3 separate regions of the Homo sapiens genome follow, and regions 1 and 2 are each linked to region 3. Evidence: chromatin contacts called from ENCODE Hi-C or POLR2A ChIA-PET data. All regions are on one chromosome and are shown on one strand. The core of a region is the stretch at or near the end of the contact, and the rest is flanking DNA. Distances in the headings are between cores, read along the strand shown.

What was found. Hi-C counts contacts between places; a loop is a spot of excess contacts on that map. ChIA-PET counts read pairs that join two places held with the same protein, here RNA polymerase II (POLR2A). Pooled maps may share reads with other maps.
Region 1: a map with no recorded cell type shows a loop between it and region 3 (14-fold over the local background). The contact joins the enhancer-like site here to the promoter of ZNF736 in region 3. A Hi-C loop is called at or near these places in 2 of 37 single-sample maps with no recorded cell type and 7 of 50 pooled maps. POLR2A ChIA-PET finds 5 or more read pairs at or near these places in 1 of 52 experiments (GM10248).
Region 2: a map of CD4-positive, alpha-beta T cell shows a loop between it and region 3 (7-fold over the local background). The contact joins the promoter of ERV3-1 here to the promoter of ZNF736 in region 3. A Hi-C loop is called at or near these places in 7 of 168 maps with a recorded cell type or tissue (CD4-positive, alpha-beta T cell, CD4-positive, alpha-beta memory T cell, CD8-positive, alpha-beta T cell and 1 more), 14 of 37 single-sample maps with no recorded cell type and 19 of 50 pooled maps. POLR2A ChIA-PET finds 5 or more read pairs at or near these places in 13 of 52 experiments (CD4-positive, alpha-beta T cell, CD4-positive, alpha-beta memory T cell, CD8-positive, alpha-beta T cell and 9 more).

The regions. Positions count from the first base shown.
Region 1 is chr7:65,079,618-65,082,965 of GRCh38, reverse strand. No RefSeq gene overlaps it. Among named protein-coding and RNA genes, the nearest start is that of SNORA15B-1, 11 kb to the right of the region's middle. RefSeq lists an enhancer at 1,477-2,371. Within about 2 kb of position 1,349, at least 29 of the 41 ENCODE cell types and tissues checked have a DNase peak (open chromatin) inside an H3K27ac peak, as active enhancers do.
Region 2 is chr7:65,004,680-65,007,936 of GRCh38, reverse strand. ERV3-1 (endogenous retrovirus group 3 member 1, envelope) reads left to right here and starts at 1,250. Exons shown (of 2, transcript NM_001007253.4): 1 at 1,250-1,396. It overlaps ERV3-1-ZNF117 (ERV3-1-ZNF117 readthrough), which reads left to right and starts at 1,191. Exons shown (of 4, transcript NM_001348050.2): 1 at 1,191-1,396. RefSeq lists a silencer at 990-1,159 and an enhancer at 1,260-1,319.
Region 3 is chr7:64,312,627-64,315,891 of GRCh38, reverse strand. It overlaps ZNF736 (zinc finger protein 736), which reads right to left and starts at 1,931. Exons shown (of 4, transcript NM_001170905.3): 1 at 1,739-1,931. The coding sequence starts at 1,741. RefSeq lists an enhancer at 1,699-1,878.

The sequences.
Region 1 (3,348 bases), core at 100-2,599, 770 kb before region 3:
GACTCAGTCACCAGAAAGTGAAGGTCGCCAACATCAGACAAATTCACTGGAGGACCTATGTATGTGCTTTGAAAGACAACACTGCTTTGGTAAAGAATACTGTATTTCAGAAAAACATAATCATATTAACAACTAATAACACTGTAAAATGCTGATGTGTTGAATGCTACTTTAGAAAAACATGTTCAAGTCTAGGAAAAAGATTTCCGATAGAAAACTACGTATCAATTACCTAGCTAGCTAGCTATCTAGAGACAAGGTTTCATTCTATTGCTCAGGATGGAGAGCAGTGGGATGACCATAGCTCACTGCAGCCTTCAGCTCCTGGCCTCAACTTATCCTCCTGCCTCAGCCTCTTAAGTAGCAGGGCCACAGGTGGACACAGGTACACCTGGCTTTTTTTGTTTGTTTTGTATAAACAGGGTTTCACTACATGGCCCAGGCTGGTCTCAAGCTCTGGAGTCTTGCTCTGTCGCCCTGACTAGGGTGCAGTGATGCTTCTCGGCTCACTGCAACCTCCGCCACCTGGGTTCAAGAGATTCTCCTGTCTTAACCTCCTGAGTAGCTGGGACTACAGGCATGCACCACCATGCCCGGCTAATTTTGTATTTTTAGTAGAGATGGGATTTCTCCATGTTGGTCAGGCTGGTCTTGAACTCCCAACCTCAGGTGATCAGCCCGCCTCAGCTTCCCAAAGTGCTGAGATTACAGGTGTGAGCCACCGCGCTCGGCCTAATTTTTGTATTTTTTTGTAGAGACTGGGTTTCACCATATTGGCAAGGATGGTCTCAAACTCCTGACCTCAGGTGATCCACCCGCCTCGGCCTCCCAAAGTGTTGGGATTACAGGCGTGAGCCACCGCACTTTCTTATGTTATTAAATAGCCTAGCCCAGGAGGGTGCGGTGGCTCACGCCTGTAATCCCAACAACTCTAAAGGCCAAGGTGAGAAGATCGCTTGAACCCAGGAGTTCGAGACCGGCCCGGGCAACATAGCAAGACCCCCCCATCTCTACGAAAGATACAAAAATTAGGCCAAGCGTGCACCGCGCCTGGCTAATCTTTGTATCTTCCGTAGAGACGGGGTTGCGTCATGTTGCCCAGGCGCATCTCGAACTCCTGAACACAAGCCATCCTCCTGCCTCGGCCTCCCAAAGTGCCGGGATAGCACGGCCCAGGCAGCCTCATGTGTTCTTTAAGCAGTCCCTCCCGGTTGTACACTTGCATAGTTTTCTTTTTTATTTTTTTATACAGGGTTTACCTCAGTCTCGCAGGCAGGAGTGCTGTGGTGAGATCACAGATCATTGGAGCCTTGAATCTTGGGGTTCAAGTAGCTGGGAGGCTGAGGTTGGACTACAGAGGTGGGGTTGCGCCATATTGCTAGGCTGCTCTTGGCCTGAAGGGATCCTCCTTCCTGGCCACGCCCGGACACATAGTTTTCCATTTTTGACCGACATAAATACTGTGCTGGGTGGGAGTTTGTCAACTACCCCTTTCCAGCCAGCAACACACAGGAACTGGCGGGGAGGTCGCGGTTACCAGGCTCCACTCTGAGAAGACTGCCCAGCTCCAGGCACTGTACAGCCCTTGTGACGTGACAGAAGGCCCGCCCCTGTGACGTCACCGAAGGCGCCCCCCAAGATGTCGCAAAGGCCCGCCCCTCACGCAGAGCCAATCGGAACTCCAGGTGCTGGGTCTTCCAGGAGAGCGCCTGCGCGGGAGGGTGACCACAGGCGGCCGGGCGGGATGTCCTGTCCGCCGTCTTCAGCCCAGCCGCCACCACCCATAAGCTATGAGGAGGAGTTTACGACCACCTGGACTACTACCACCTGCGTGACTTCCCGGCCTGAGGGGTCCGCGCAGCAAAGGCCTGACGCTGCTGGAGCAGGCGCTGCGCACCTACCGGCTGGCGCCTGGTAGGCACGAGTGCAGGGTCGCCCAGAAGCTCCTCAATGGCCGGCGCAAGTGCCAGCCAGCGCCAGCTGCAGCCCTGGCCGCGCACTCGCCTCAGCTGAGCCTGGGTATGTGCACCCCCCAACACTTCCCCCAGCCATGTTCCCGGGACCTCGGGAGCGTCCCCCACCGCCCGGTGCCATTCGTGCTGGGCAGGGTCGGCCCCCTTTGAGGCTGCCCCGCGTTAGGGAGCTGCACCGCACCCCCACCAGCTTGACCTCTGACTGCCGTTGCAATAGCATTAAAGCCTTTGGAACTTTGTAGGTGGGTAGAAGGGGCTAGGAAACGAAGAAAACATCTTTTTAAAAATTTATATAAGGGACTGGCCGGGTGCGGTGGCTCACACCTGTAATCCCAGCACTTTAGGAGGCCGAGTGGGTGGATCACCAGGTCAGGAGTTGAAGACCAGCCTGGCCAGCATGGTGAAACCCCGTCTCTACTAAAAATACAAAAATTAGCTAGGCGTGGTGGCGGGCGCCTGTAATCCCAGCTACTCGGGAGGCTGAGGCAGAGAATTGCTTGAACCCGGGAGGTGGAGGTTGCAGTGAGCCGAGATCGCGCCATTGCACTCCAGCCTGGGCAACAAGAGCAAAACTCCGTCTCTAAATAAATAAATAAGATTTTCAAGGCGAGGCATGGTGGGTCACACCTAAATAAGTAAATAAATAAATAAAATGGATTTTCGGCTGGGCATGGTGGCTCACGCCTGTAATCCCAGCACTTTGGGAGGCCGAGGCGGGCGGTTCATGAGGTCAGGAGATCGAGACCATCCTGGCTAACACGGTGAAACCCCGTCTCTACTGAAAATACACACAAAAAAAAATTACCCAGGCGTGATGGCGCGCGCCTGTAGTCCCAGCTACTGGGAAGGCTGAGGCAGGAGAATGGCGTGAACCCGGGAGGCATAGTTTGCAATGAGCCGAGACCGTGCCACTGCACTTCAGCCTGGGTGACAGCGAGACTCCGTCTCAAAAAAATAAATAAATTAAAAAAATAAAATAAAATGGATTTTCAAGGCCAGGCATAGTGGGTCACACCTATAATCCCAGCACTTTGGGAGGCCAAGGCAGAAGGATTGCTTGAGCCCAGGAGTTCGAGACCAGCCTGGGCAACAGGGCAAAACCCTGTCTCTATCAAAAGCACAAAATAAGCTGGGCATTATAGTGCACACCTGTAGTCCGAGCTACTCAGGAGGCTGAGATGGGAGGATGGTTTGAGCCCGGGAGGCAGAGGCTGTATTGAGCTGAGATCATACCACTGAACTTCAGCCTGGGTGACGAGCCAGACCCCGTCTCAAAAAAAAATAATAACAATAAAAATAAATTCATATAGTTTGGTATGGTTTAGTAAGTTTCAGCAGGCAGATTGTCAGGGTAAGATGGATTGTTATATATACA
Region 2 (3,257 bases), core at 1-2,500, 690 kb before region 3:
TTGAACTCGTGAGCTCAAGTTATCCTCCCAGCTCAGCCTCCTGAGTAGCTGGGACCACAGGTGCACACCAACACGCCTTGCTAACTTTTATTTTTATTTTTGAGACACAGTCTCGCTCTGTCACCCAGGCTGGAGTGCAATGGTGCGTTCTTGGCTCACTGCAACCTCCACCTCCTGGGTTCAAGTGACCCTCCTGCCTCAGCCTCCCAAGTAGCTGGAATTACAGGTGCACGCCACCAGGCCCAGCTAATTTTTGTATTTTTATAGAGACAGGGTTTCACCATGTTGGCCAGGCTGGTCTTGAACTCCTGACCTCAGGTGATCCGCCCACCTCAGCCTCCCAAAGTGCTGAGATTACAGGCGTGAGCCACCGTACCCAGCCCATGGCTAATTTTTAAACTTTTTTGTAGAGATGGAGTCTCACTATGTTGCCCAGGCTGGTCTCAAGCTCCTGGCTTCAAGCAGTCCTCCCACCTCAGCCTCCCAAAGTGCTGGGATTACAGGCATGAGCCACCATGCCCAGCCGCAGAAGGGCAATTATTACACAGTGACAGTGGAAGGAACAGAGACACAGTCGGTGGATGGTGGGAAGATAAGAACATTCACTCTGAGGGCTTCTAGTAACGTTGGAGAAGTGAGCATCAGCTTAGCAGAAGGGAGGGAGGGAAGGAAGCACAGGAGGTTTGAGGAGAGAGAGAGAGGAAGTATGAAATCAGAGCTGCACTTCAATGTGGTGGCTATTGGCCATGTGTGGCTACAGGATAGCTGGAATATGGCTGGTCTGAACTGCGATGTGCTAGAAAGGTAAAATACAGGGTTAGATTTAAAGATTTAGTTCCAAGAATATATACACTACATTAATAATTACATATTGCTCCTATACTAAAATAATATTTTGGATATATTGGGTTATTAAATGGTTAGAATGAATTTCACCTGTTTCTTCTTTCTTCTTAACTACTAGAAAATTTAGAATTCACACATGGCTCACATTTTATTTCAGACGGTTGCCTTACAAGGCAAATGCCGTCTGGGGAGGGCCTGGGTCAGCTCAGGGAGGAAGCTCTGCCTGAAAAGGCTTAGGGTTCACTCTACATTCAGCCCAGCATCTGAGCACGTCTTCTGTCAATCAAGGCCTGAGAGGGTGGGGCCCTAAACATTATCCAATCAGGGACGCTGGGCTGGGACCCGTCCAATCAGGCACTCAGCTGGAGCAGACAGGACGGCTTCCGGGTTTGGTGGGGCCTTTGTCTCTGGCGGCAGCCGGAGCTTCTGGTGTAGTCTTCACTGCTCTGTGTCTTCTGCTCCTAGAGGCCCAGCTTCTGTGGCCTCGTTACCTGCAGGTATTGGGAGATCCACAGCTAAGACGCCAGGACCCACTGGAAGCCTAGAAATGGTGAGAGTGCCGGGTCCGACATCCCGAGAGAGGGGGCGGGGCTGGTTGGAACTGGTGGGAAGTGGCTGTGGCGGGACTCTGGCCTCCCCGCAGCTGGCTCCAAAATCCGCGGCCCCGAGTTCTCCTTGGCGCAGCTCGGCCCTCAGTCCCCTTCAGCCATAGGATGGCGGCCGGGCTGACAGCTCGGACCCCGGGCATCCTGTCTCCTCCCTGCGCAGTGACTGTGCCTTGTTCTGGAGTCCTCTGTGGGCAGCTCTGCCCCCACTGCCGCAGCTCTCCCCGATTGTGCAGGGACCACTGGACGGTCGTCAGGGGAGAATACTGACTCAGGATGCAGAGTTCATGAATGGGAAGAGCTTTGGTCTGCGGGGTTCCCAGTCCCCCTTTTTTTCTATTAAAAATTTGTGGAAGTCTCCGCAGAAATATTAAAGAATTTAATTAAAGAGTAATTCAAGAATTGTAGAGCACCAAGCTATGTTTTGTAGTTTGTGGTTTATGGAAGGGGCTTGAAGAAAACACTTTTATAAAGTGCATGATAAAGGAAAGCAAATTCAATAATTGGTTAGGTAAAGTTATGTAGTTTCTTAATTTGTACGATCAAGGTGGAAATTCCCTGGTCATGTAATGAGAGGTTAATTGGCAGTTTATAGTTGGTTAAGCCTGAATTTTATTTTCCCCCAATGTAATACTTTAGAAAAAAATCATTCGAGTTAGATTTTTTTGCAAGTAGCAACCCTAGGACTGGAGCCACCTCAGTCTAATTGCCTGCCACTTAATTATTTTCACACTCCACAGGGCACTGATTTTCCTCTGCATTTTTCACTTCTGTCTCAAGCAGGGTCTCAAGACTTCTCCCCATTTCCCATTCCTCCAGCCTAACTCTGGCTTGCAGTAAAATACTAAATTTCCAGTTCCTTCTGACATTCCCAAATGCCAATTTCCCCTCCCTAATTCACATTATCAACTATTTGTCCTTTAATGTACACTTTAGTGTACATTTTAGGTACCATATTTTAATTAATCATTTTTTGACAAAGCATTGGCTGGCATTTTAAAAAAGATTTGTTTTCTGTTTGTAAAGATTTCCCAAGAGAAGAAAGCAAAGAATAATCCCCTGACACTGTATTGTAAAAAATGTTCTGTGCCTCCTTTCCTTTTATTGCCTCTAGCCACAGAAACCTTATCAGAATATTTTTGGGTCAGGGTTTCCCTTTGGAAACTTTATAAGGTAATGTGTCCTCAGCCACCCTTCAGTTTTTTCCCTGGTTCTGGGTTTCAGTACTGTCTGGGGATAAATCAAGATATCCACTGTGGCTGTGTATGCTACAATGTCTAGTAAATTTCAGCTCCTGGCCTGGAATGAAACTTCGCATATCTGGGAATGGGAGACAGGACAGCCTGAAGTTGGAGTGTAGCCTCTCAAGGGAGCAGGTGGATGCCCTGAGGCTGAGAGGAGTCTCCTGGGGTACTCTTCCTTTGAAAAGCAAACCCTTAGAGAAGTTAAGATTGTCTTCAAGCAACCCGGGTTCCATTTCTCGAAGACACATTGCTGGTCAGCCAATCAGATGGTGGTAATGAGGGAAAAACAAATAATTACTGCCACCTGGATTCTCCAAGAATTATGAAAGAGAAAATAGTATCCCAAAAGACAAAAAAAAAAAAAAAAAAAAAATCAAACCTGGCCCCAGTGAGATGGTGCAGCAACTTGCAAAGTGAAATGCACCTTGGGGCACTCAATGGGGCCTAGTACAGTGTCTCTGGAGAGGGTGGTCACTGAGCACTTAAGTGAGCAGGATGGGGGTGGGAGAATCTCTCAAGGGATTGGGTGGCCTGACTTGACATATGAGTCAAACACATCTGT
Region 3 (3,265 bases), core at 682-3,181:
AACAAAAATAAACAAAATGCCACATCCGTTTTAAAATTAAATAAAGAACTGATAGTTCATAATGTGATTTGGAGAGGGATAGTTGGCATTTGGGAATGTGGGAAAGAAATTGGAAATTTAGAATTTTATACAGTCCCTAGAACAGTTAGGCTGGGAGAACAGTTTTAGATTTGAGACCCTGCTTGCCAAACATTTGAAAAATGCAGAGAAAACCAACGACCCTGTGGAGCATTAAAATAATTAAATAGCTAGCAATTAGGCTGAAGTGGCCATGGTGCCCTGGGATTCTGCCTAAGGAAACCTAACTACGTCGAAGGAATTTCTGGTAAATTATTAACTTTGAGAAACAACAACAACAACAACAAAACAACTTAGGCTTAACCAACCACAAGCTGCCAATAAAAAGCTCTAATTACATAACCAGGACATTTCCACCGGAGGGCTGCAAATGCAATACGTAACTGTAACCAATCAAATATTGAATCTGGTTTGCTTCCTCATACCTCTTAAAAAAAAAAAACAACCTTTTGTTCCAAGACCCTCCTTTGAGCCCCCAAACAACAAATCATAGCTGGGTGTTCTCTGATTGATAAATTACTGTTTGTGCAAGTAAACTATTTGTATTAATCGCTTCTGGCATTACTATAAATACCTCAGACTGGGTAATTTATAAGAGGATTAATTGGCTCATGGTTCCACAGGCTGCATAGAAAGCATAACACCAGCGTCTGCTTCTGGGGAGGCCCCACCCAGAAAGCTTAAAATCATGGATGAAGGTGAAGCAAGAGCTTGAAAAAGAGGCAAGGTGGGGTGCTGTACACTTCTAAATGATGAACTTCAGGGAACTCACTCACTATTGAGAGGACAATACCAAGAGGAATGGTGCTAAACTATTCGTGAGAAATCCGGGCCCACAATCCTTCCACCAGGCCCCACCTCCAACATGGGGGATTACATTTAAATAGGAGATTTGGGCTGGAAAACACATCCAAATTATATCCTAAAGTTGCCTCAATTTAGGCTAGGGTGGTGGGTCATGCACGTAATCCCGGCACTTTAGGAGGCCCGAGGCGGGCGGATCACCTGAGACCTGAGCTCGGGGAGTTCGAGACCAGCCTGAGCAACATGGCAAAAGCCTGTCTCTACAAAAACAAACAAAACAAAATAGGCGTGGTGGCGCACCCCTCTAGTCCTAGCTACTTGGGGGGCTGGGGTGAGAGGATCATCTGAGCCCAGTAGGTGGAGGCTGCAGTGAACCGAAATGCACTTTAGCCTGGGCAACAGAGTGAGACACTGTCTCAAAAATAAATAAATTTAAAAAAGGGCCATGATTTTATTTTTAAAAGGAGAAAGGAGGGACTAGGGACCCCACGGCCCACTGCTTCTTCCACGGAGGAACTCCAGACCCTAAATGAGAATTCCCGTCTTATGACACTCCCAACACCCCCACACAATCTGGAGGAGGGAGACTCGAGGTTGCGGCACAGAGCTGCCCAGGAAGGGATCTGAGCTGGGGAGAAATTCGAGTTTAGGGACAAAACAAGACGTAGCGTTTTGGCTGCTGGCTCAGCCCCTAATCTGCGATGGAGGGAAATGAGGATTGAGCTGTGCCCGCGGGGACTCGGGGATGCAGACTCCAGAGCAGACCGCGAGAAGGCCCAGATACCACCGCAGCCGGTTCCGGCCGGATTCAAACAGCCTCTTCCCCATTCTCGGGACACCCACTCCACGCACTCACCATTTCCCAGCCTCCAGATGTTCCGCCGTCCTCCCTATGGATCTCCCAGTACCTGCAGGTCACAGGATAACAGAAGCTATAGTAGAGTCACCGAGGAACTCCAGGAACGGAGGAGATGGAACAGTGGAGACGCGAACTAGGATCAGAGCCCGGAAGCTAGGAGACAAAGGCCCCGCCATATTGAAGAGGCCGCCTCTTCCTCTGTAGCTGCGCACTTGATTGGACAGTTTCACGCTGGCGCCACTGATTGGCTAGGGCTCCAGGCCCCACCCGTTTCAATCCTAAGTGACAGAAGATGTAATCAGACACTGGGCTGAATGAGGCAAGGGTGACAGGTTTTTGCCTGCAGCGTTTTCAGGCGAGTCCTCCCTGTGCTGGGGGCCTGGCCCTGCCTGAGAGACATTTGTATTTAACCTTGCATATAAGATTATATCACTTTCTGATTATATTTTCGTGTGTGTGTATATATTACATTCTGAATTATAGTTATGTGTATGCTGCAGGCCCTGTCTCAGCATCCTGTCTTTCCCTTTAGCTGCAGGAGATCAAAGTCCTCCAGGAGATGCAGCTGCTTCAGCTGGCTGTAGACAATTATCACCTTCAGTCTGTGAAGCAATTTTGGGTCTGCTTCCAATTAATGGAGTGTCTCAGTGAGACTGAGAGGTGAGGGCCTAGCAGATTGGTTAGAGGTGCCACTCGCCCAGGCCTCCCAAAACACCCTGTCTCTTTCCCACCAAAGCTGAGCCTGCCTGAGGACCTAAACAAGCATGGAGAACCAAGATGGGACCCTAGTCAGGGATAGTGCTGGGCTGTGGGGTAAAGTCAGCTAGGTCAGGGCCTCCAGGTGTGGGGAGGAGCCGGCCTCTTCTGTAGAGCCCTGGGCAAGTCACTGCCCTCTTTGGGCCTCTGTTTTCTTATCTAAAAAATGTAGGGATGATGAGCCTCACAGGGTAATGAGGAGCTTCAAAGGAGAAAAATTTGAGAGTGCTTGTGCCTGGCTCTTCCTGAGAGAGATGATGATGAGAACAATGGTGACGGCTACATATAACTGAGTCCTCACGAGGCCCAGTGAGGTAGGTGTGGTTCCCATCACACTTTCAAGTTGAGAAACAGTCTCAGGGAGGCCTGGCTGCATGCCCAAGGTTCCACACACAGTGAGTGTTGCAGCAGGGAGTGAATCTAGAATCAGAGTTTACTGGAGGTGGCAGGAGCACTGGACCAGCTTGACTCACACCAGTTATCCAGGGTACCAGGTCAATGTAACTGGGCATAACTGGGTGAAGGGAGCATAATATCACTGACCTTGTCCTTGACCCTGGCAGAGGAAGACACCCAAGTTGGCCACCCTAGAGAAGAAACCACAGAAAGCCCAGATGAGGCTAAAGCAGCAAAAAGGCAGGTACCTGTGATGGGGAAGAGCTCCAGGGATTCAGAGGGAAGAGCTCCTCCCTCCCAGCTGGAGGCCTCCACATCAAAAGAGCAAGGGGCCTTTCTCCCTCAGCCCTTCCCTCCTGTGGCAACAGTCCC